Regions from separate parts of the Mus musculus genome. Here all the other regions are linked to region 5. A link is a loop called in an ENCODE intact Hi-C map of the cell type or tissue named here. Cell type or tissue: gastrocnemius. All regions are shown on one strand.

Region 1 (5,000 bases), 220 kb after region 5:
TTGGATCCCTCTTTTGCTCATATGCAGCACATCCAGGGATGCTATGCTCCCATCTTCCATCTCCTGGAATCTGCATCTTGCTCTTGCAAGTTGTGTGTGTGTGTGTTTGTGTGTGTGCATGTGTTGCGTGTTAAGGTGTCTGGGTCACACAGAGAAAACTGTCTGAGAGGGGGGAGAGGTCAAGGTTACAATGAATATTTAATACTTGTGCATGCCTATGCAAATTACGTAGTCATTAATGCTTACCTGATGTAAAATCAAAGCTAGTGGCTGGCTTAAATCACTGGCAAATCAGGATTTTCCTTCTCTCTCCTGACAGAATACTAGCTTTGACCTGGGAAGTTATTCACTGCTTGTAAAAGTTGTTAGTAACACATGGCCCTTGTGGCTCGTCCCATCTAACACCCTGTGTACTCGTAACTGTTGTCTAGGGGGTAATCAGATGAATGTTTTTTTGGTTTTGTTTTGTTTTTTGTTTTGTTTGTTTGTTTAGTTTCTCACTTCTACTCTAATAACTTCATAAGGTTCTTCTATTCTCAATTTCTATAATTCTTACATTGCTGCTTACCTTTAAAAACAAAACACCAAGCAACAACAAAAGCCAGTCACACACAATTGTGTATTCAAGGAATGACAGCTACGTTTCAATTCCAAGTTTAGTTTTAGAGCCGTACAGCCAGTGAGGTTCCAGGAGGCAGAGGATTTGCAAGCCAGGGTGACCAGTAAGAGCATGGGTCTAAAAAGTCTCTGTCCAATAGAACCCTCTGTGATAATGGTGTGTGCTGCAGACATTGGTGATATACCGCTGTGGGATGATTGATGGCTGCTGTCAAGGGAGAGACTGAATTTTCAACGGAATTTTAACGCAAAAGCTCACTGTGTTAGTGACTGCCGAATGGGACATCGAGGGATATTCAGACTTCAGCTGATTGTGGCTAACCACCATTACATGCTCACAGGTCTCACTCTGGTCTTCTGATTTTCTACAGAAATTTGATTTTTCTTTTTTAAATGAGGACGTCATAACTTTAAAATACCAAACAAGTCTAAAGAAGAGCACCAGTGGTTTCATCTGGGTCAGTTGTCATCTAGTGCGTCAACTTAGGTCTCATCCACTCTTTCCCTTCTGTAGCCTGTTCCCTCTCTCCTGCCAGCGTCAGCCATCAGCAACATTTGCATCAGCCTCTTCTCCCAGCCCACAAAGCTGGAACACCCACTGCTCCATTGTTCTAGACTCTGATCTCTGTCTTCACAATTGTGCCTTGACCTCACCTCAAGAATCTACCCTCACCAATGAGACGACTCCAGTCACCTGTTCTCTTTGTAACTGACCCTTCTCCAGTATCCCCCAAGAAGATCTCTGTACTGGCTGGTTTTGTGTGTCAACTTGATACAAGCTGAAGTTATCACAGAGAAAGGAGCCTCCCTTGAGGAAATGCCTCTATGAGACCCAGCTGTAAGGCATTTTCTCAATTAGTGATCAAGGGAGGGAGGATCCATTGTGGGTGGTGCCATCCCTGGGCTGGTAGTCTTGGGTTCTATAAGAAAGCAAGCTGAACAAGCCAGCGGGGAGCAAGCCAGTAAGTAGCATTCCTCCATGGCCTCTGCATCAGCTTCTGCTTCCTGACCTGCTTAAGTTCCAGTCCTGACTTTCTTTGATGATGAACAACAATGTGGAAGTGTAGGCTGGATAAATCCTTTCCTTCATAAACGTGCTTTTTGGTCATGATGTTTGTCCAGGAATCCTGCACAAACCCTGACAAAGACAACCTCTCTGCTACTCTCCAGGTCATATAGATAAAATCCCTACATGTTTTTTAGAGTCTTCAGAACGATCATTTGCTTTACAGTTTAAGTTCTCAGAAGGGAGAGAGTATGCCTGTGGCAGGTTTATTCGTAGAGTAGCTTTGTACAGACTCTCTAAAACGGCAGTTCTTAACCTGTGGGTTGTGATTCCTTTGGGGGTCAAATGACCCTTTTAAAGAGGTCACCTAAGACCATCAGAAAACATAGGTATTTACATTACGATTCATAACAGTAGCAAAATTACAGTTATGAAGTAGCAATGAAAATATTTTTATGATTGTGGGGTCACCACAACATGTGTTTTATTAATTTATTTTTATTTCATTTATTAATTAAAGGGTTTTAGCCTTAGGATGGTTGGGAACCACTGCTTTAGAACATAATACATGGTGAGAAATAAATTTTATCTCAGCTCAGTCCATACGTCACTTATACATTTACCTTTAAAGAAGAGTCTCACAAAGCCATACAGCTTTAACTCTGTGCCTTGCTCAGTGAGGTTTTGTTTTCTATTTTTAGTTTTCTATTTCTTTCTACGTTGATGTCAAGGTCCACGAATGGAACCCAGTCCGAACTCTGGAACCTTGCTACCAGGAGTCCAGCCCATGCTGACATCCAATCAGTACTAACTAACTACCCAGAACACCCTTGGCCATTTCCTCTGAGGACTCTCAACCTCCACCTGCCTCTCCACCCTGCAGACTTCTTCAGAGGAAATTGGAGACCAGGACAAATGTGATTCTCTAATCTTTCTGGAATCTTCCTAGTCCCCACTTAAAGAACTTCATTAGAGTCAGAGTGCACTTCATAGGAAATGATTTACATTGGAAAAAAAGATGAATGTCTTTTTTCCTTGCCTAGGATAGTGAACTTCCTGTGATTCAAAATCCTTTTCATGGGTAAAGGTCACTTTCTAACTTATGTGCGGCATCTGAGTATGTTTGGTTGAAAAGGGTGTGACTCTCAAAGCATTAATGGGGTTTGCAGACAGATGAAAAACAAAACAAAACAAAACAAAAAGCCACCAAGCTTACGACACACTTAAAAGGGGAATGACAAGAATCACACAGTTGCAAAGTGACACAAACACTGCCAGCGTGCCCTGAACCATGAAGCCAGCCCACCTGATCCTGCCTGAGAGAGGAAAGACTCCCATGGGACATCTGATCAGGAGCACAGCATGTGGCCTTGTGGATTCTTGTGGGCCTTTTTTTTTTTTTTTTTCTTTTAAATCAAATCTGTTGTGAACAAAGACAAAATAAATATGATGTTTGTTCTGGAGACACTGACTGTCCCTTACGGAAATAAAAGATTGGTGACCATTTGCCCTCCCTAGTGTAGCAGATAGCAGCTAGGGTATAGGGTCTGACCAACATAATATACCTGGTCTCCCAACTCCGTTCCTGTCATATGATTGATTGACTCTGTGTGAGTCCAGAGTCACTCAGCTATGGGTGTTTGCTCATCTGTAAAATACAGAGATTGGCACTATTCTTGAAGGTAACTCTGACATGGAATTAACGTGAGGAGCTTGCAAAGCAGTCATGTCTTGTACATAGGCTAAGATCCATGCGAGCACTTATTAAATGAAGTCTAATTTATGATGAAAACTGCAGTCTTCTGCCCTCCAGTTCAGGGCAGAGGAAATAGAAATCAACCTTTAAAAAGCCTGGGTTTCTCTCTTCTCTAGCTTTCCTTTGGGGGCAACCAGCCCTTGCCTTTCAGGTTGAGTGGCACAGCACTCAGAGAGGGCCCCGCTACTCAGGACTCGGTGGGGAGTTTTTCCAGCTTCTTACTGCAAAATCTTCCTTCCTTTCCTCAAGAGAAAAAGAGCTGTTCTCTACAGAAGAAACACAAAAGGGGCCAGCTGGAAGACATGCTAAAGCGAGAACCCTACATACACTCAGATTCTACGGGTGCGCTGCTTGCTGATGTAACGGCCAAGAATCAGAAACCGGAAGTAGAAACGCTGAATGAAAACAAACCATCTGGGCTGAGCTACCGAGGGAGCAAATGTCTAAGACCCTCATTGGCGGCTGCTCAGGCTTCGTGAGCAAGGCAGGAAGCAGACGATTGTGAAGCCTGTGAAGGTTTCTGCTCCCCAAGCTGGTCGGGGGTGGGGGTGGGGGGATGCTAAGGTAGCAGATCACATCCTTAAAGATCTAAAATTAAGATCTAATAAATTAAAGATGAAAAAATCTAAAATAATAACAAATAAAAGGTTGCTTGCCCATCTGGACATAGATCTGATGTCCAGGTGAGATAACGCACGGATGCCATCTCTGTGGAAAAATAATCAACTGCTTTAAAGGAAGCCAAGGGTGGGATCTCGCTTCCTGGACTGGGGTAGAGAAGGGGAATGTGTGAAATACACAAACCAGAGCTGCTGCTGATACCCCAAGGACAGACACGGCTGGAGGACCACCCAGTGTCAGCTCAGAAGAAGGGGGACGGATAAGCTAAACCCAGCCCCCTGGGAATATCAGCATACCAGACAGAGTTTGAGGAAGAACAGTTAAAAGCCATATGGTCGAAACGTCTTTCTTAAAAACTGGCTGGATAAAACCTGCACAAATGAATGGTTATATGTGTGCAAAAGTCCATGGAAAGGGTTAAAAATAAAAACAAAGGCCTGTAAGTATGGTCTCAGCTAATCAACTAAGAACTAAGTAATGCATCTCATATTCACATTCTGTCTCTGTCTCCCCTCCCCCTCCCCCGGCTTTATACTCCATGTGTAACCTGGACTGTCCTTGAACTCATAGTCTTGCTCCCAAGTGCTGGTAATATGCTTAGCTACATGGGTCTCCTCTAAAATAAAAAGAGAGACGGCTCAGCAGTTGAGAGCTGCTGACTGCTCTCCTGAAGAACCTGGGCTCAGTACCCAGCACCTACACTGACACTAACAACCATCTAACTCCAGTCCTAGGGCATCTTATGCCTTTTGGCATCCATGGGCACTCTGCACATGCACAGACATACATGCAGGCACACATACACACATAAAATAGAGATAAATAAATCTCTGGGAAAAAAATAGAAGTTAAAATGGGAATCTGGGGTTTAATGAAGAGCACATTTATTCTTAAGTTTCCTGGAACTCTGAATCTAGACATATTATATGGGAGTATATGTATCCTTGTGTATATGATCATATCACACACTCATGTTTAACATGTATGGTTTCTATCTAT
Region 2 (5,000 bases), 93 kb before region 5:
AAACCAAGGGGAACTAGAGGGTGAACAGTGAGATAGTGTTGAAGAAACCTATCTAAGGAGGGGTTACACTGTACTTACAAATGCACTGTCTAATAAAGCTAAGGAAACATCTTCAATGTGTCTGCCTCCCACCCGTGCTATGGATAGAACCCAGGTCCTTGCGCGTGTCAGGCAGCTACTCTACCACTGAGCTGTGCTCCGGCGGGCCCCCTCCCCTTCTGAGTTCAGCAGTGACTAGTTGAAGTTTTGTGAGACTGACAAGTTTAAATTAGCAAAGTCTGAGAGGGCTAGCACTGCTCCTGAGCCTACAAAGGGTTGGTACATCTCAGATGGTTAAATGAAATGCCGCACTCACCACGTGGAAGCAAAGTTGTATAAATAGGAAACCAAGTTCTATCCAGCTGTGACGAGACAAGTGTTTCCACAGCGAAGCAAACAGAGACTGTGAAGGGAGATGCTAAAAGCTGCTTGGTGGCTGAAATATGAAGCCCAGGGCTTACTGGTACTCCCACACAGTAGTGGCTGCTTACCATTGTTGTCTCTGAAACCCAGGGAAGCCACTGGCTCTCTGGGTGAGGGCTCTCAGCACTGAGCACTTGGAAGGACCATACTTGGTAAAGATTCACTCTGTCCCGGGTGGTATGGCAGAGGTGCTAGTAAATCAGAGTGAAGCTGTGGCAGGCGGAGTGTGCTCATCCGAGGGCTAGGCGGAGGGCACGCAGACACACTGCTTTCTCTGAGTAGAGGACAGCGATGCTCCACCTTCGAATTAAGTCTCTGGTCTTCAGAGCCTCACTGTTGTCCCTACCACAGACAAGTGGGTGGCAGTACACTTGTCCCTGGGCAAAGTTATGCACACACTTGTCTCTTAAGTGGTTTTGTCTGTGGATTTCACTAGCTTTCATGAGATTGGGGTCCTTTGGTGATCTTGTTGAAAGGTGGATTGTTGAGGTGGGACCAGTTGCATCCCAAGCTCTGTCTCTGAAAGGCTTTCTTTCCCACTGATACTGCTGTGAATAGCCCATTTTGAGTAGTTAGGGCATAGAGTAAAGCAGCCACAGTGGGTATGATATGAGTCTTCCAGGCCTAGCTAGTCTCTGGGCCTCTGCAGTCTACACTCAGGGCTCTCCAAGGTCCAAGAGCCTCCAATAATCTCGGTTCTCAATGAATTTCTTGTTTTCTTTGTGGTGGCAGGAACGAAGACAGGGCCTGCTGGGCCAGTGCTCACCACTGAGCTGCCAGTGACCTTTTATGAGAAGGATGCGTGTGTAAGAAAGCAGGGTGCACTGGAGAACAGTGATACCGAGTAAGCGGGTAAACATGGACCTGGGAAAGCAGCGGTCTACTGGCATCCTCTGCAGGCAGGCTTTGCCCAGTGCTGTGTTCCAGAGATGCACTGTCTACACAAGTCTGCTTTCCTTGTCGAGGGCTCTCTCCTCATTGTCAGGACAGCAGAGGATGCTGGAAACCAGCTCTTAACTAGCTAGTCTGTGCTGCGTGCCCTTTAGTTTCTTTTCTCAGCGTACCATATGAAGGAGAACTCTTTGTCATTATGAAATAATTTTTAGGCAGCTCTCCACTTGGAACAGAGAGAATCTTTTTGTTCTGTTTGTGCCAGGGAACAGTTTTAGCCTTCATTTAGTTCTTTTCATTTAAGTATTTCATATCACAGTGTGCATTTTACCAACAATAGATGCCTTCAGATTTTGACATGTTTTGAAAAGGGGAAGGAAACTCTTTTTGGCATAAATAAGAGTGATTTATTGACTTGAAGCCCTTTATGTGAGTATATAGTCCAGTAAAGCCAAGGCTGAGAGTTTTGTTTTGTTTTGTTTTGGCTTATGAGTACAGCTGGGTCGGCCTAAACCCTGAAGAACTTTAGGTTAGATAGCACATGAACCAAGAAGTAAACGTTTAAGGCCAGACTAAAGCGCGTAAGGGATCTTCGGTGTGACTTCTGTGTTACTGTGCAAAAGGTGGGAAGCACTTAGTGGCTGATTTGTTTTCAAAAATTGATTTACCTCGGGGAGATTTTAATGGCTAACATAAGTGAAATAATGCAAACGCCGTCTCCATCTCTGCATTTTCTCTTGATCAGGAGTGCTTGTCTTTCACTGGGCACGGGGACTTCATTGTTGAGACTGGGTCAGCCAGGCTGCCCCTGAGCTCACTGTATAGCTGATGCTGCCCTTGAACTCTCGAATCTCCCTCCACTTCTGAGTGCCGGGGTGCCACAGGTGTGCCCCCGTGCCTGATTTTTGGTGGTGGTGGTTTTTGGTGCTGGTAGCTTGTCTTTCTGGCTTTTGTGTTGTGTGTTGTTTAGTGCGGAGGTTGGACTAAGGGCTGCATGCCTGCGGGGCAAGTACTCAACCATATGGACTTTATCCCTGGTCTTCTGGGGAGATTCTTAAGTACCCAGGCTGTCCTCTCACAGGCCAGACTCATGTGAGTTCTCCAAAACTGGGATTGCTGCCACATCAAGACCAGGCAACCTCGGGTGACTGGAGAGCCTGTCACCACTTGGTGGCAGTGTTTCTCCCTGGTCTTGGTGGCTCTGCTCTCCCATCCCCAAGAAAGAGCTTGCTTTCTTCCCCAGTACTGTTGTGTTTGAGTTAAGATAGTTGTCCTTCTGCCCACTTGTAACTTATTTGAATAGGGAGTTGTGGGTTCTGTAGGACTTTATGGGACTAGTCTCCCTTTCTTCAGGGTTTTATGGCAACGGCAGAAGCAGGTAGTGTCCAGTTGACAGATGTGATTATTTTTAATTTCTCCTCTTTGAGATGGGTCTGGCTCTGTAGTGCTACTTGGCAGCCTGTGCCCTAGCCTCACAGATACTGGAGTTCCAGGCATGTGCCACCTCCCCTGGCAAGATTGGTTTTCCTTCAGTTTTATTTAACTTTGCTTTTCGGTGGTGAATAAAGATCTGTCTTGAGATGGAGTTTTCAAACCAAGGATTTGATTGTTCATGTGAAGTTTTTGGTTTTTTGGTTTTGTTTTGTTTTTTCTTCTGTTTTGTGTTTGTTTTTGTATGTGTTGTCTTTGGCATATCATCCTAGAAGCCACTGTGACTGGCCTTGGCTGGCTGCTCCTGCCTGCACTTGTTAACACTGCTAAGGCAGCCCTGTCAGCTTTTCCTGATGCACCTCTGGAATTCAGACAGCAAGTTCGACCACTTCTGCTTGCTAGCAAGGCTCGAGGAGTAGAGCTGAGGCTTCTATACTGCAGTGTGGGAGCTGGGGGTCCTGGGAGTCAGGTGACCAGGACTTGATTGCAGCATCCAGCTGCCAGGGACTTCCTCCTTAGGGTCAAGTGACTGCTCAGAGCATGCCCCCAGGACAAAGTCCAAAGTGGACGTTTTGATTTGTCATTCTCATTTTAAATTTTGTGGCGAGGACAGGGTCTCACATAGTTCATACTGGTCTTGAACTTTGTGTAGCTAAGGCTGTCCTTGAACTCCCAATCCTGTGAGTACTGGAATTACAGATGTGATTTTCTTCTCTAGCTTAATTTGTTACCATTCAAGGTTTCAATAAGCTGTTGAGTTTAAATAAGACAATGGCAAGAAGTTTACAGTGTTTTCAGGGGAATCAAATCTGTGGACTTAGTGCAGTCTGGTCTGAGTATGACCAGCACAGAGGCTCCATGTCCTGTAGGTACTGTTCTGTACCCCCAGCTTTCCCTCCCGTGAATGTCTGCTGACAGTTCCTACTGCACCAGCCTGCTGGCCCCGAAGCTCTACACCCTCTAGCGTCCCTAGGTACAGGGATGGCCCCGAAGGGGAGGGCAGCATGAGCTCTGGGAAGGGATTCTTTCCTTGGAAAACACAGTTTATTTTTACTTACAAAGCAACTCTATTGAGATATATTTTGTATACTGTACAAATCACCCATTTAAAGCCCACAGTTCAGTATTACTATTTTTAGAGATGCAGTCAGAGTACTGAGCAGCTATTACTATAGTAATTACTGTAGTACAAGTTAAAAATCCTTAAATCACTAGATAAAGAATTTTCTAACCATCACTTCTCAGTCCATTGTCCCCACCCCTAGCTGACAGGCAGCCACTAATCTACCATGTCTCTGCAGATTTGCTTATCCTGGACACTTCCTGTAAATGCATCCACAGAATTTGTGGTCCCTCTGCTGGCTCCTCCCACTTCTCATGATGTTCTCTAAGTCTTGTGTCATGTCAGTGCCTTATTCTCTGATGGAAACTAATGCTCCGACCTGTGGACATGTTACATTCTGTTTAATGTCTCCCAGTCAGTAGACAATGTGAGTTGTTTCCACCTCTTGGCTATTAAGAATAGTGCTGTTCTGAGCATTGATGGAAAAGGGGTTTTGTGGATGATCATTAGTCAGCTATAGGATGGAACACAGGACCCCCGATGGAGGAGCTAGAGAAAGTACCCAAGGAGCTGAAAGGGTCTGCAACCCTATAGGTGGAACAACAATATGAACTAACTAGTACCCCCAGAGCTCATGTCTCTAGCTGCATATGTAGCAGAAGATGGCCTAGTCGGCCATCATTGGGAAGAGAGGCCCCTTGGTCTTGCAAACTTTATATGCCCCAGTACAGGGGAATGCCAGGGCCAAGAAGTGGGAGTGGGTGGGTAGGGGAGCAGGGCGGGGGGAGAGTATAGGGAACTTTGAAATGTAAATAAAGAAAATATCTAATAAATTTAAAGAAAGAAAGAAAGGAAGGAAGGGAGTTAGGACTATGGGTGTGACACCATGGTAGAGGTTTGCCTAGAATACATGTGAGTCTGGGTGTGATCCCAGCCCTGAAGAAAAAAAAAAGACTTTAATTGTGAATTGGTGCAGAAGCCCTTCCCGTGGGGAGAGACTGCACTGCTGACGCTGGGCTGGTTCTGCCAAGCCAGAGCTGGAGGAGGCACTTAGGTTCTTGCTGTGGGCTGGCCTTGTTTGCTTTGCTTTCACTTCAGTCTGATTCTCTTGGGTACTGGTACTGTCCTCGTGAGCTCATGGGAAGCCTGATCT
Region 3 (5,000 bases), 120 kb after region 5:
GCTACCAGCTGTTGTGCTTCTCCTCTGGGTGTTGAGAAAGATTTGGAACGGAATTGGCTCCATGGGGGATTTCCGGGAGCAGAATCCCTCCCTCCAGTGGCACTCAGCTCCTGTTTTCACCTTGTGAGGAGGAGGTGCAGGCAAAGCCACACCCAGCAACACAAATGGGTCTGAAGTGTTTGTCACAGCGTCCCAGGAAAGGTGCCAGGCCATATTTAACAGAAACAAAGAGAAAAAAAAAATTAATCCAAGGCCATCACACCCAAGGCCCGGGCAGACCTTAGAGAATAGTCTCTATCTCAAAGCGTAGGTAAAGAAAACCTGAGTCCAAGTCACAAGCAGTTTCATAGAATCTAGGCATAGAGGACTGTGACTGGAGGGAGAGCTTCCCTACCTGGGATTTTATAAAGATGAAAGATTTGTTGGAACCGCAGGGCCATTCTCCATAATGAAGACCATACTGTATTTCATATACAGAGGCCACAATGAGTGATCACACTCCGGGGTCTCACACTGCCTCCCTCGTGTCACACAGATGAGGAACGGGACATGTTCCCAGACTGGTGTGGCTTGGTTTTTCATGATAGAATGGTGTGAGGACAGCATTTTTGTAGGCAGGTGGACACAGTCAAAGGTACAAAGAGGTGACAGCGATGTCAGTTGTGTTCTCTTGAGAAATAGCTTTCGAGTCAGCCATGGTGGTACATGCCTGCACACCCAGCATTTTGGAGGTAGAGGTAAAAGGACTTCCAGTTCCAATCTGGTTTGAAACATCGACTAGGAGGCAGAGGCAGGTAGGTCTCTGTGAACGCAAGGCCAGCGTGGTCTGCATAGTGAATTCCAGGACAGCAGCGCTATGAAATGAGACTTTGTCCCAAAAACAATAAGCAAAAAGTAAAGGCTAGAGTCTATTGGTCCATTTTGTGCTGCTCTAACAGAATCCTCACAGACTGGGTAATTTTCCCCCCCAAGACTGGGCTTCTCTGTAAAGCCCTGGCTGTCTAAGAACTCACCCTATAGACCAGGCTGGCCTCAAACTCAGAGATCTTCCTACCTCCCTAGCTACGGAGTGCTGGAATTAAAGGCATGAACCACCACTGTCCTCTTCAGACTGTGCAGCTTTTAAGAAGAGAGATTTTTTTTTCACTGTCTAGAGGCCAGGGACTCCTTGATAAAGGTATTTCATCAAGGGCTGCTTTTCATTCTGGGTCATTCTATGGCAAAAGGCAGAAGAGCTAGAGATTGCATGGGAACAGCCATGTGAACAAGAGGCCAGTCGTGTTTTTCTACTAAGTCTAGCACTCCTGCCCTAGTAACCCACTCCTGCAGTGCAGCACTCTCTTGTCCTAATGATCTAGTATCAAGCCCAATGCCCCCAACTAATGAATGGAGGGAAAGCTCTCAGCACATGAAATTGGGGGGGGGGGAGGGGGAGGCACACTCAAACCACAATAGTATCCTCACTTCCATGCAAGATGTTTCTATAAATTTTTGAACAATGTTTCAAGAATGTAGCTTTGTTTATAAGTAATTTTTGAACAATGTTTCAAGAATGTAGCTTTGTTCATAAGTGGTGCTTTTGTGTTTTCTTTTTACAAAGGTGAAGTTAAAATGAAGCACTTAGGGTAGATCCTAGTCCAGGGCCTTGGGAATCCAGACAAACACAAAAGGGTGAAGACACAGAAATCAGACAAGTAAGTACAAGGCAAGGAGAAAGTTCTGGAACAGATCATCACTCTCAAGCCTCAGACGTGCACAGACTCTCAGCTTTCCAGCATCTATCACCCCCAAAATGGGAAACTTCTGCCCTTGGCTGCACTTTGTTGCAACAGACCTGGCAGAAGTCCAAACAAGACAAAAAGCTGATTCTGCAGCCTACCCCTGCCTGCCAGCTGATCGGCCTTGTTCAAGCTGGAGAACCTCTGGAGAGTCCAGCTCTGTATGGGGTTCTTTCTTCCGAGCAAACCCTTAAGCTGTGGGAGGGCTGGATCTGTGTGATCTGACCTGTACCTGTCCCGGGCTTCCTTGCAGCTCCCCTGAGACAGCTTTTCCCTGTGAAGCTAGCCAGCAACTCCCATCAGTAGCAGGCAAGAATCCCAGGACTCACTCGACGAACCAGCCTCGTCTGGCTGGATTCTTGAAGAACATATGGAGTCACCCTATTCCCCTATAGCAGCTTCAACTCTCAGGTTCTCTTTCTTGTAGCCCATCTCCTGGGTCCTCGGTGGTCCCTGGGGGTCCCCGGCAAGAGGCAGGTTGTTTAGGCCAGCCAGATACCACTTAAAGAGACCCAATTCAAAACATAACCGTGTGCGACTCAACTTACGGTCAGGCTCTGAATCTACAAGAATTTCATAAACAAGTAACATTTAAAAAAATGGTTATCGATGAAGGAAAAAAAGAACCTGAAGAAATCAGATGATGTGAGGGAGGTTTAGGCAAGACCTTTCAGGTACAGTGTGTTCTAAAATTTGACTTTTGAATTGTAGAAATAAATGACCTATTAAAATAAAATTTTAATTTAAAATGTGCTCTCTACTTAAGAGGGTACCCGAGTGTGTGTGTGTGTGTGTGTGTGTGTGTGTGTGTGTGTTTTTGCATTGGAAACACACCCAGTGTAATTTGTAAAATAAATACATAATAAATAGGTTAAATGTTTATTTTGACTTATGTTTTCAAATGCCAGTTGTTTAATTTACCATGAAGGATTGCTGGCAGACCCATCATCACTGGTACCGAATACGGCATTCAGACCTTGACCTAGGCTGGCCTTCCCAGGAAACCAGCTCTGTGGCCTTGCCCTCTTCACTCTTCCCATCAATACCACAGGCTGACTTCTCCTGTTGACAGGCGCATGGTCAACACACACACACACACACACACACACACACACACACACACACACACACACAGAGGTTTCCATTGCACATGCACAGTGGGAGGTCATTGGCTAAGCGGTTTCAAAACACACAGCCTAAGTCGTGGCAAGATCCAACCTTAAGAATGCGTTTATTTGATTCCATGTCACTGTACCATATACTTGGGCTACTCTAAAGAGAGACATAGGTCCCCTTTCCCCAAGCACTTTACTTGGAGAAGTTCAGGGCCAGAAAGGCTGCTGTCTTCTTCCTCAGTCCTAGGGCAGAAACTTCCATGAAAGCTGGTGAGGTGATGTTCACCCGCATCTTTTTTAGACCCTCCCCTCCTTACCTTAAACCGCTCCCCCACCCCCCACCCCCCAAGAAGGAAAAGACAAAAGAATGCTATAACATTTTCAAGAACTAAGCAAGCACAACAGCCAGCACTGTCCTGATTGGTCCCGTCGCCCCTGTTTTCTTGTGCTATAGAGAATATCTAAGGGTTCGTCTCCTCTAAACAGACGCTTGTAAGGAAAGTTTAACACAATTTATAGAGCTGTAAAGTTCTTGGTATGGCCCTCATTGGAGTGCTTTCTCACATTCCCAGAAGTAGCCAATCTACCACGTGGCAGAGCTGCTAGAGGAAGGGAGGGAGCCAGCGGGGCCCTGAGCTGCCCGCAGGAGCAGCAGCAGCAGCAGGGCAGGGCGGCTCCCAGGAGGGCGCAGGCGTGGCGGCCCCTCCCTGCCGCGAGCCCATGCCCGCCCACTGCCACCGGCGAAAAGGAGGAGAGACCTACATTTAAAAAGGCAGGAACCTACTAGCTCCAGAGCTCCTACAATGCCGAATGAGAATTCCTATTTATGAGGTCAAACGGAGGTCAAGAATTATCCAGTCATCTCTAAAACCCCCTACTTAGGGGGTCAAGCCAGGCTGGCAACCCATGTTAGCTAAATAGAACTTGATCTCCCGAAAGCCTAAAACTGCTTTATTTTTTCTTTCTTCCTTTCTTTCTTTCACTTTTTTACTGTTTTGCCAGAGATACGGGTTGGCTTTTTTTTTTTTTTCTGTTACTTCCGGTTTGTGGCTGAACTTTCTTTGCCTTCCTTCCTTTTGGGGTGTGGGAGGGTTAAGCTGCTTCAAAATAATGTCCACTTAAATATGTTTTTAAAAATGGGAGAGAAAGAGGAGCTGGGATAGAAAGAAGAGGAAAGGAGAGGGAAAGGAGGGGGAGGCAGGAGAGGGAAAGAGGATGTTAGAAGAGACAGCACACAGTAATTTTGTTTATGTTATAACATTTAGCACACTCCTATTCATGGATGTGTTCCACAATTATGCTGTGAGATGCACAATGTCACTGTGTTCAAAGTACAGGTAAAGAAGCCGAGGCTCATCAAATCCTGGAACTGTGACCGACTCTAACCCTGAAGTCCTTGCGTTCATTTAACCCTTTAAGGAAGGGTACGGAGGTGTACATTCATCCTTTATTACAAAGCCTATGTCTGATATGGAAAAAGAAAAGCTTTATTCGGAACCTTTGGAAGAATCTTAAGACTATGATTTCGTCTTTGGTCACTCCTTTGGAATTTTTTGACGCGGGCATTAACATGGGCTAAGGTGGTCCTCGCAGCCCCACCCACGGGCGCACTTCCAGCTTCCGGCAGCAGGGGGAGCATGTGTGCAAGAGGAGGAAAGGTGCACCCGGCAGGAAGTGTCAGTGCATGGTCTGTCCTTAGCAGGTCCAGGCTAAGAATACATTCATTTTTCTCCTTCAACATTTAGAACCAGTGGCTGCAGGCTTCTCTACAGAGATTCATGCTTCCTCGTTTGTAAAGCCGGGAAAACAGTTCTGGGACTTGTAGAAAGAGGTCTCTGCTGCATCCAAGGGAGGAAAAAAAAATCTCATGAAGGAGCCAGGCTTGGCTGCTGGCTTCTGTTGAGAAAGGAGAACTCAGCAAGCAGGACAAAGGGCCACCCTGAGTGCAAGCAGCACAGGACTTCTCCCGTTGACTTCCTGAGACCACCTCAAGGCTTGGAAGCTGCGCTAGTTCTGGCTTCTCCAATGGTACAGGCTTGGGTCTCAGGCACCTGTAGGTGCTACTCACATGGCAGAGCCCGTGAATTATGGCAGAGCCCGTGAATTT
Region 4 (5,000 bases), 480 kb after region 5:
TCTGTCTGAAGACAGCAACAGTGTACCCATATAAATAAAATAAATAAATCTTTAAAAAAAAATAGTTAATGTGGGCACCAAGACTCTCACGAAGCCCCCTGGGGCTTACTTTTTAACATGACAGGAAAGCTATGGAGGGCCATGCTGAGTGAAGTACCTTCTTGGTCTGTTACCCTATTATTGTGTTTGGCAAGTGAGGGAGTCAGGGCATTAGTTACTCTACCGCAGAGCCAGGCCTCAGCAGACACCACCAGCCACTTCCCCACAGTCAGTCAGACCTGGGCCACTGGGTCCCCTGCCTTGTTGCTTGGCAGCTTTCTTCAAGGCCTGGCCTGGGCAGCCACACCCAACATTCTCACCACACCCTGTAATTCTCGCCACCCAGAAGTTCTTGCCACACCCTGCCTGCTCCCGGAAGGTAAACAAGGCCTCCAAAGAAGGGCTGCATTGTGTGCTTGCCCTCTTGGCCTTGGCTCTGGAGGCCCCAAATGGGCCTTTGACTTACAAACTCTGGCAGATCTATAAACAGTGACTAGAACAGAGGCCCTCCTGAACTTCAGCTGACCTCCAAGCTGGTCGGTTCTGAGGGACAAGTGCCTAGGCACCTGACTCCAGTGAGCAGAATTTCTACACCACCCAGAAGTGGGGGGAGTTTGCATTTGGGAAAGATAGAGGGAGGGGTGTCATGCTCCCTGGGGAAGACTGAAGTTTGGTCGTGTCACCCAGAGTAGAAGAAATTGCTGGGACATCAGTGAAGACCTCGGCAATGAGAGATGACAAAGTTCCTTTCCATGGAGCCCTGATTTGCACAGATGCAGCCGCTGAGGCATACAGAGTGCTTGCCCTGCGTCCCCCACTAAGCCTCAGATCCTTACCTTATTTGTGGATCATGCTGAGGGCGAAGCTCACTGTTTTCATTTCGCTAGTGAGGAAGCTGTGGTCCAGAGCCAGTAAGCAGGCTGCTCAGGGGCTGCTGATGAGCCCACAAGAGGAAGAACTAAGTTCTGAACCTAGCCCCTGGCTGGAGGCTGCCACCAGGGCAGCCTGTGAGTTAACACTGAGTCCACTTTCTTATGTCACAGGATGCACAGAAAAGGAGTCACTTTGGGGGTGTCTTTGTCTATTTTGACTGCTGCAATAAAATGTCGCAAACTTAGACCCTTTACAAACAACAGAAATATGTTGTTGAGAGTTTGGGAATTTGGAAGTTCAAGACCGAGGCACTAACAGATCTGGTATCTGCCCACCTGTGGTCATGGGGATGGTTCATGCTGTGATTGTTCCAGCAAGAAGAGGCGGGACACCACGGCCCCACCCGTTCAGGACCTCAGTACCTTATATCACCTTGTGACTTTCGTACATGGGCTTCATAGGATACAAGTACACTATAGCAGACAGACTGCTGAGGATCCCCCAAAATTATCAGGTCTCCTCAGAGTAGCTGGGTCATGTGCAGAAGGTTGGCGGGACTTTCTTACAACCAGAAAAAAAACTTGGCCCATTTGCCCTAAAAGCTCTCGAGTGGCGCACGGCTTTAATCCTAGTCCTTGGGAGGCAGAGGCAGTCTGATTTCTGAGTTCAGGTCAGCTTAGTACAGAGGTCCAGGACCACAAAGACTAACCCTGTCTTGAACACCGAAAAAGAGGGAGCTAGAGAGATGACTCACTGGTTAAGAGCACTGGCTGTTCTTCCGGAGGACTCTGGTTCAATTCCTGACACCCATGTGGTAGCTTATAGCTGCAACTCCAGCTTTAGGAGATCTGGCACTCTTACACAGATGTACATGCAGGCAAAACACCAGTGAACATAAAATAAAAACAGATCACACTCATTGTTAACTGTGTGTACCGAAAGGGTAAAGAAATGCAGAGATTCCCCTCACAGAGACTCTATGCAAGGGGGAGTTCTGTATCTGACCTCCAGTGTGGCCTTCCAGGATTGTCCCTCTGAGGTAATTTCCTGCAAAGGATGTGACAAATACCCCTAGAAAGAAAACTCCCTAACACACAGGTGTGGAAGGCTGAATGCCCCAAACCCTACTAAACACAGGGCTTTGCTCCATACCGTCAAGCGTTTGCAAGTCAATGGGGAGCAGGCTTTCCTAGTGTAGTGTCTGGGAATAAGCCTCATTTGTTAGGCTCTTGGTTAAATGCCCCCTTTTCAAGTCCTCCAAGAAATATTCTGAAACATCAACTTACTTGTTCCCATGGATCTTTCCTTCAGTTAGTACGCTAGAAATATTTCAAGACTAATGGACAAAGGAAGGTTTAGGATCCGGGTTTTTTTTTTTTTCCAAGTGGGAACCCACATAATTTAAGTCATGGGTGCCCTCTGCTGGAGACCCAGGAAAAAACAAGGACTCTAGCAAGAGCTGGGCTTTAAGGTCCTCCCTCCTCTTCTCCATGGCTCCTCTTCCTGTCCTTGGTTATGGTAGTGAAGCTTAGTGAGGAAAAAGCTGGGACATTGTGAGCCAGGCTGGGACATCAAATCCTGGCTCCTTGTGACTTTGGGTTATTGAATCTGTCTTTTACCATCCTTATTTGAAAGACTGGGATGGAAGTTAGAGCCTATCTCTCAGAACACCTGCAAGATGTAAATGAAAGACTGTCCCGGACACTAGAGGAAGGGCTGCATCAATACTAAGTGGAGTACTCCACCCAGAGAGAGGAGTGTGCTACCCATGCATGCTCTGGTGGTTGCTTTTATGAATGGCATCATCACATTTTTTTTTTTTTTGACTAATGACATCTAAAAGAAATCTTTCTTCCCCTGTCTGAACCCCCAAGGGTCACTCTCATGGCCACGAGGAATTCTAACGATTTAGGAGTCATCAATAGGGAGGCGCCGCTGAGAGGGCTCCAGCAGAGATAACAGAGCACACAAGTAATATCGTCCATCAACCAACGTCCAGTGACTCAGCTGTGAAGCACTCCTGCTTTGGCTCGGATCACGGAGCCTTACCATCATTTGAAAGGGATGAAGGAAGTCACTCACGCTCTTGCTAGCAAAGAAAAACAGATCAGGGTTCAGGTCTTCCCCAGATAGCAGAGCAGGCTTTAGACAGGCTGGTGACACTGTGTCCAAACAGTGCAGCAGGCAGGTAAGCCTAGAAGGTAGATTTTGCCATGGCGATGGTGTGGCAGGAACAGCTTTTGAGCATTTTGCGTGGAAAAATTTCACGCAGACATACAACTTGTGCCAGGCCTTTTCTAAGCCTGCAATGAGCCATCTCTGACATTCCTTAAGCCGGAACTCTCCCCACATGCCCACCAGAGCACTAGCTAGCCTCTCCACTTACACTCGCTGGGTGAGAGAGTGGGGAGAAGCCTTTTGTTTCTGTTTCTGTCTGCCCAGATCTTAGCTCAGTGCCTGACACAATGGGCATGTGATAAGTATTGACTGTATGGAGGGATGGATGGACAGACAGACAGATGGGCTTGAATGAAGGGATAGATGAACAGATGGGCGGATGAAGGAAAGAAGGGAAGAACTGTGAGTCTGCCTCTTAGTTGCTTTGCTGCTACTGTGAGACAAGAGAAATTGAGAGAATAGGGGCTTATTTCTGCTCACTGTTGAAGGGTTCCATTGAAGTCAAGAAAGAAGCTCACATCACATACATAGATCAGGAAAGCAGAGGGACCAAACAGGCTGCTGCTCCAGTCCATGTATGCAGTTCAAAATCCCCTACCTGGGAATTGTCTTGTCTGCAGTTAGAAGATGGGCCTTCTTAATCAACCAATCAATTGATTATTACATTAATCAAGATAAGCCTTCCTAGGCACGCCCAGGGTCTCCTGTCCCAGGTGATTCCAGATGCTGTCAGCAGGACAATGAACACTCACCATCACAGCCAGGGACTGGGATGCTCTCCCTAATTGAAGAGAGAGAGAGAGAGAGAGAGAGAGAGAGAGAGAGAGAGAGAGAGAGAGAGCGCAATTAGCATCCTGGAGTGGCCCAAGAACATGGGCTAGTGTTCTGAGTCAAGAAGGAGGAGGCTTTGGCAGTACTGCTGAAGGAGACTCATGGCTGACAAAAATCTCAGAGGTCAGTCAGGTGGAAAATCACTGTGGAAGCCACCCAGAGTTGATTTTTAAAAGTCTAACTTCATTGCTGTGGATTGAATATGGCTGCCCCCAGGACTCAGTGAGTTAAAGGCTTTATCTTCAACTTGTGGGATTATTGGGAAGGGATAGAGACTTTAAGAAGTAGGACCTAGTGGGAGTTTTCAGGTCACTGGGAGTTTGCCCATCTTTTCCCTTGTCTACCTTACCATCAGGTAAGAACTTTTACTCTGTTGTGGGTTCCCACCACAATGTACTGCCTCACTATAGGCCCAAACTCAGCTGACTGTAGAGCAGAACCTCAGAAGCAAGGAGTCAAATGCACCTTTTCACAAGTAGCCATCACAGACAGTTGCTATAGTAACACAAAGCTGACTGGCACTTTGGGGAGGCATCCCCCTCCACGGTTCCAACTTTATGTCCCCTTGTGAAGTCAGCATGATTAGTCTACAGATCAGAAGACTGCTTTCAGAGATGCCAAGCGATCTACAATGAGTGGTAGAGCCAGGATTTAAACTGCTGGCCTCAGTGTTTCACTATGGTTACTTGGAAGAGCAGCAAGGACAAAGCTATGGCAAACATTGCTCCAACAATCAGAATCTGTTTCTCTCTCCCATAACACCTATGGTAGAAATCCCTGATCTTCTTCAAGCTGGCAAAAAGAAGAGATCTCTGCAAATCAGACACAGGCATGGCACATAGCTCACCATCACCCTTTGCCTGGAACTCAGCAACTTAGCCAGTACTTTCCAGAGAACATAGCTGCAAGGGAGGCTGCAAAACAGAATGAAGCCCTGTGCTCAGGAAAAGAGAGCAATTAGTTGGGTGCATAGGAACAGTTGCTGTCAAAACCCATATCCAGCAACGGATCAGAAAGTCTCTAGATTTGAGAACAGAGCTCAAGCATGGGGTAAATTTTTACTGGTAGTTCAGCAAGCT
Region 5 (5,000 bases):
TTTAACTATCCCTGCTACCCACAGCTGGAGTCCTCTGATTCCACATCTGGAAGCTGACCCGCATCTTTGAGAAGTGGTGTGAATGGCTGCCCGTGACTCAGTGGCTTTGGGACAAGAAAATCCAGTGTGAGGAAACTGTACAGGCTCAGCTACACCAGGAGGACCTAAAGGCAGAGTAAGGAATTCCATTCTGCCAAACACAGGAACATGTTCTGTTGTTTGGGGCAAGTGGGTGATCACTCAGTGACAACCACAGCCCTATGGGGCTCAGCCCTGTGTTTCCCCTGCAGCCTTGAACTCATGGTGGGAGCAAACCAGCTGGGTTAGCCTCCTGCCTCAAGCTTGCTTTCCTCTGAAGTGTGTGGGAGAAGCAAAGGTTGGAGCTGTCACCCCGAGATCTTATCGATTTCTTATGAATTTTGTTCTAGCAAAAGGAAACAGAGTAAAGCTAGCGGGTCCGACTCACGAAATCCAGCTCTCTATATCCTGATGCGGAAGTGAGTTGGGTCAACCAATTTCCTGTTTGGGTCTTTGACAATAAAGCTGTGGGGTTCCCAGGCGACAGCTGGCTTCAGCCAATGGCCACTCTCTCCTGTGAATTCCCCTATTGGCTCTCTCTCTCTCTCTCTCTCTCTCTCTCTCTCTCTCTCTCTCTCTCTCTCTCTCTCTCTCTCTCTCCTCTCTCGCTTGCTCTGAGCATGGGTGGAGGCAAATGAGGAATTACAAAAAGCAGCAAAACCCATGGCTTGCCTGGAGCCATTTACTGCTAAGTGGGCACTGCGCATGCTCAGAAAGTGGTCTGGATGTCAGTTACTTCTCCAGAGGCCAAGCTGGGCTGAGCCCCACCCACATACTGTGACTGTCAGAGAGACTCACACCTCCAAGAAATGTTAAGAATGGTGGTGAAATCTGTCTTTCAATCGACCCTACCAAGGCTCATATATTGCCGAAAGAGCCAAGGAATGTTTTTAGGGAAAAATATTATAAGTGATTGTTTCCTCAATCAAAATTTAATTACTCGTTCATTGAGACATTTCAATATCTGTGCTAAGTGCTACGGATTCCAAAATGAGTAACAGTTAGTAGCCTGCTCTCCCAAGTCTTCCCCCATATTGTGAGGAAGATAGATAAATAGGAATGCAATTTGGGCGGGGGGGGGGGGGGGGGATGTTTGCTACCAGGAGTGTTTGTGAAATGCTCAGGGCTTCCAGGAAACAGTGAGGCTGGCACAGAAATGATCTTGCAGGAGAATGCAAGGCCCTCGGTGGATGAGCGGGTATTCCAGAGGGGAGGCTGCAGCTTTCCAAGAACTGCACTTGAGAACCGTGACAGGGCTGAGATGACTGGAAGCAGCAGCAAGCCAGGGACAAAGAAGGAAGTGGCTCACGCTGCTGAGAATCTGTTTATCTGGGAGAGGCACTCCCCTAACCAACCTGCGTCCAAAAACAATGCACACTGGCAAATGCCTGGGTCTCTGTCAGGGCGACCATGCTGTTTCTACAGCTATAGCCACTGCTATCTTCCGTTTGCTTGATAAAGCCTGAAGATTTTTGTAAAGACTACTCCTTACAAAGTCATGGCTTTCCTGGAGACTAGTCAGGGCATGATAAACCATCACCGCGGAAAATATACATACTTGCTTCATAAAATCTCAACATTTCCCAGACAACCCCGCCGCTAGCTGTTCATCCAGTCCAGGTTGGCAGCCCCCTGTTTGGCCTTAGCCTGATGGGGAACAGGGATGACTTTATCCGGCAAGCACAAGATGGGGAGGAGAGGTGTTAATATGAGCACAAAAAAATAAAAAAAGAAAAAAAAAAGAAAAGAAAAAAGAAAAAGAAAAAAGGGGTGCCTCCAAAAAGTCTGTAAATAAGCGAAGCCCTATTTTGAAAACATCAAAGTGAATACCAAAAGATTCTGACAAGCAACATTTTAAATTGTTACAGAAAGATAAGACTACAACCCTATACTACCATGGTTCTGCATTCTATCTTCCTGATCCCAGGCCTGGGCTTTGAACCCAAGGAACACACTCAAACTCTCAGACCTGTATTTGAGCAATCCCTGGTAATTTCCGTGAAATCTGGACCTGTACATTGCTGAGTGAGTTCTTGGAGCTGTCCAGGAACGTGTCCAGGAAGTAAGGGCTTCACACCGCTTTCCTGAAACCCATCCTGCTGGCCTGCCCTCTCTGCCTGGAGGAATTAGTGTTGGCAGTGACCCAGATATTCCAGCAGGTGGCACTCTTGCTCCAACCAGGTGTTTCAGAAACGTGGCCACTTAGCCAAACTAGAGAAATGGAAATATGGGCTATTATATTGTGTCCTGAGCAGATATGACGTGATCTGAGAAAGGCTGGAGAATATTCTGGAGAATGTAGAGCCATGAAGGACCTGACTCGTGACCACAGGCTGTGTTGTGTCCTCAGCGGGGGAGAAAAATGAGATTCTTAAACCCTGTTTGCTTCCCTGACAAGTGTAAACACAGGTGACAGGGGAGAGGAATATTGCATTAACAGTGGCATCTAGCCTGATGGTAACAGGCACCAGAGTCAGAAAGACCTGGAATATTGGGTCTTTTGCCTGCTGGCTGTATTCTCAGATGATTGACTGGGTTAGTTGCCACGCCTGAGTTTCTGGTCTTTTGCTAGAGATTTTTGTAGCTAGACCCTGGAGAGTCTTAAATAGATGCCCATATCGCCATATGTGTTGTAACCGGTACATAGTAAACGGTCAATGAAAGAGGTGTTACTGTGGAATTTTAGGCAAAAGCCCTTGAAGCTGACCTGGGTGGCTATCCTCCCAGACTGTGGTATTAGTTAAGGAGGTGACCTCAGAGTGACCTGGAAAAATATCTTGATAATGAACCATGGCTTCAGGAGTCTCAGGGCAGAAGAATTTCCCACCTGGATAGAATTTCACAGGTGTGATTTTTGAACCAGGAAATCAGGCTGCGTTCCTGGGCTCCCCAGCAGAGCACGGTCTCACCCCCAGGAACTTGGAAACATCTGACCACCAGGTGACTGATCCTACTTAAGCTACACATTGTTGTGGGAAGTATCCAATGACAGGGATCTGTAGCAGGGCCTTCCCATTAACCAGTTTGTGTCCTCTTTTCTGAAACCCTCCTAGATGGGTCCCTGTGACCTCTTCTTCAACAGCAGCGGCCGGAAGAACAACAGCTGCTGTTCATAAACATTGCTTTACACCTCCTGTCAACCATTGGAATTTGTCGCTGCTTTGTTTTGAGGTATGCTATACTTACATTGTATAGTGTTCAAGCTTTGCCAGCAACTCATTGTGTAGCCAGGATGACTTGGGAGTGTTAGAATTACAGGCACAAGCCACCAGGCCTGGCTCTGAGAAGTACCTTAATAAGTACCGTATCTATACTGCCTCATTTATCCTTTGAAACCACCTGGAGAGGGGAATGAACCCATTTTACAGATAAGTAAACTCAGGTGCCAGGAAACATTACCAGGGTTCCTTCAGCCAAGAATCAGTATAAACTTAATTTTGACTTCCAAATCAATTAGTTAATCGTCTGCTGATAGTGTCTTAGTCAGGGTTTCTATTCCTGCACAAACATCATGTCCAAGAAGCAAGTTGGGGAGGAAAGTGTTTATTCGGCTTACACTTCCACATTGCTGTTCATCACCAAGGAAGTCAGGACTGGAACTCAAGCAGGTCAGGAAGCAGGAGCTGATGCAGAAGCCATGGAGGGATGTCCCTTACTGACTTGCTTCCCCTGGCTTGCTCAGCCTGCTCTCTTATAGAACCAAGACTACCAGCCCAGAGATGGTCTCACCCACAAGGGGCCCTTCCCCCTTGATCACTAATTGAGAAAATGCCCCACAGCTGGATCTCATGGAGGCATTTCCTCAACTGAAGCTCCTTTCTCTGTGATAACTCCAGCTGTGTCAAGTTGACACAAAATTAGCCAGTACAGATAGGATGTGCCAATGGAAAACACCATGGACAACTGAAGTTTCTTAGAGATTGCGAGGGTCTTGGGAAATCTGAATCGATGCCCTTTTGGTGAAAATATGGACAGATCCCACTTAAGTTGAGCATAGCACATACATATGACTTTGTAAGTGCTGTGGGTGAGGTCCATGAAGCCATGACAGAGATTGGAATCTATACTCTTGCACCCCACAAGCCTCTGGGATTCCCTGGAGAGGAGGTCTGTGCTAGATTCGGCACTAAGTTCCTTTGTGGGAGCTGGGGTGGGGCTGGGAAAAGCTGGTTGGTCGGAATGGTCTCCCTTTTCAACGGGAGACTGTGGAGCAAAGGGATCAGTTTGATGTTAAAGGCGATTTTCCAGTTCCAGGGAAATCAGACCCACATTTGGAAGGGATTTGGAGCACTCTCCCTGCCTGAAGTCAGCCGGAGAACCCTGAATGAGTTTCCACTATGCATGTTTGGGGATCCTCTCAGTTCCTACCAGTTCGCTTCAGCCTAAAACACTTCCTCCATTTCCAGAGGGTCTTCTGTTTTAGAAGGAATCAGTTTTAATTACTCAATTAGGGAACAAGCCCTACTCTTGGTCTAAAGCCATTTTGTCAGATTAGCTCAATGAAAATTAGTTTTATAGTTACTTAGTAACCTTAAACTTTTTTAGTAGATATTCTGTTACAAATCAGTTTCAAACAGTGCACCAAGGCTCAGGGTGGAGGTCAGAGGGCAGCCCAAGTGAGTTGGTTCCTTCTTTGTTCCCTGCGGATTTACAGAACCCAGCCTGTTAGACCTGGTGACCGGTGTCTTCACCTCCTCAGCCATCTTGTCAGTCCTAGCTCACCCACAGTGTCACTGAGGTTTACCAATTCAGTCAGAAGGATGAGAATTCACTTAGTACAGACAGATTTTTTTTATTATTTAAATGGAAATAAACCAAAGTAAAGTAATAAAAAATAAAATAAAAAATCACCACAGTTGCTTGGGGACACTGAAGCATTGAAAGATGTTTTCTATTTTTTTTTTTTTTTTGGTTTGGTTTTT

The links. Peaks named below come from ENCODE experiments on the same cell type or tissue, not always from the same donor. Only the 100,000 strongest peaks of a DNase experiment are listed, where the experiment ranks them.
Region 1: a loop joins it to region 5, with 2.3 times the contacts of the local background. A loop is called at or near these places in 8 of 42 quality-filtered maps.
Region 2: a loop joins it to region 5, with 3.0 times the contacts of the local background. A loop is called at or near these places in 16 of 42 quality-filtered maps.
Region 3: a loop joins it to region 5, with 5 times the contacts of the local background. A loop is called at or near these places in 22 of 42 quality-filtered maps.
Region 4: it touches region 5 in a loop (13-fold over the local background); 31 of 42 quality-filtered maps call a loop at or near these places.

Annotation. Positions count from the first base shown.
Region 1 is chr5:64,596,369-64,601,368 of GRCm38, forward strand. All of the region lies in intron 3 of Gm3716 (predicted gene 3716), which reads right to left. Among named protein-coding and RNA genes, the nearest start is that of Gm3716, 12 kb to the right of the region's middle. In gastrocnemius, no CTCF peak of the experiment used is centred here; DNase peaks (open chromatin) are centred at 2,959 and 3,795; H3K4me3 peaks cover 864 bases; H3K27ac peaks cover 3,469 bases.
Region 2 is chr5:64,286,921-64,291,920 of GRCm38, forward strand. All of the region lies in intron 14 of Tbc1d1 (TBC1 domain family, member 1), which reads left to right. Among named protein-coding and RNA genes, the nearest start is that of Gm38634, 32 kb to the left of the region's middle. In gastrocnemius, a CTCF peak has its summit at 2,523 (motif pointing right); DNase peaks (open chromatin) are centred at 2,505 and 4,903; H3K27ac peaks cover 3,244 bases.
Region 3 is chr5:64,501,831-64,506,830 of GRCm38, forward strand. Gm52815 (a long non-coding RNA gene) reads left to right here. Exons shown (of 3, transcript XR_003955927.1): 3 at 1,601-3,950. Among named protein-coding and RNA genes, the nearest start is that of Gm52815, 8.6 kb to the left of the region's middle. In gastrocnemius, no CTCF peak of the experiment used is centred here; DNase peaks (open chromatin) are centred at 1,904, 2,184, 3,597, 4,520 and 1 more place; H3K4me3 peaks cover 1,496 bases; H3K27ac peaks cover 3,393 bases.
Region 4 is chr5:64,864,494-64,869,493 of GRCm38, forward strand. No RefSeq gene overlaps it. Among named protein-coding and RNA genes, the nearest start is that of Gm31889, 13 kb to the right of the region's middle. In gastrocnemius, a CTCF peak has its summit at 2,340 (motif pointing left); a DNase peak (open chromatin) is centred at 2,336; H3K27ac peaks cover 1,884 bases.
Region 5 is chr5:64,380,396-64,385,395 of GRCm38, forward strand. It overlaps Gm43837 (a long non-coding RNA gene), which reads left to right. Exons shown (of 3, transcript XR_003955925.1): 2 at 3,132-3,249. Among named protein-coding and RNA genes, the nearest start is that of Gm43837, 4.9 kb to the left of the region's middle. In gastrocnemius, a CTCF peak has its summit at 2,236 (motif pointing right); DNase peaks (open chromatin) are centred at 572, 768, 1,330, 1,668 and 1 more place; H3K27ac peaks cover 3,176 bases.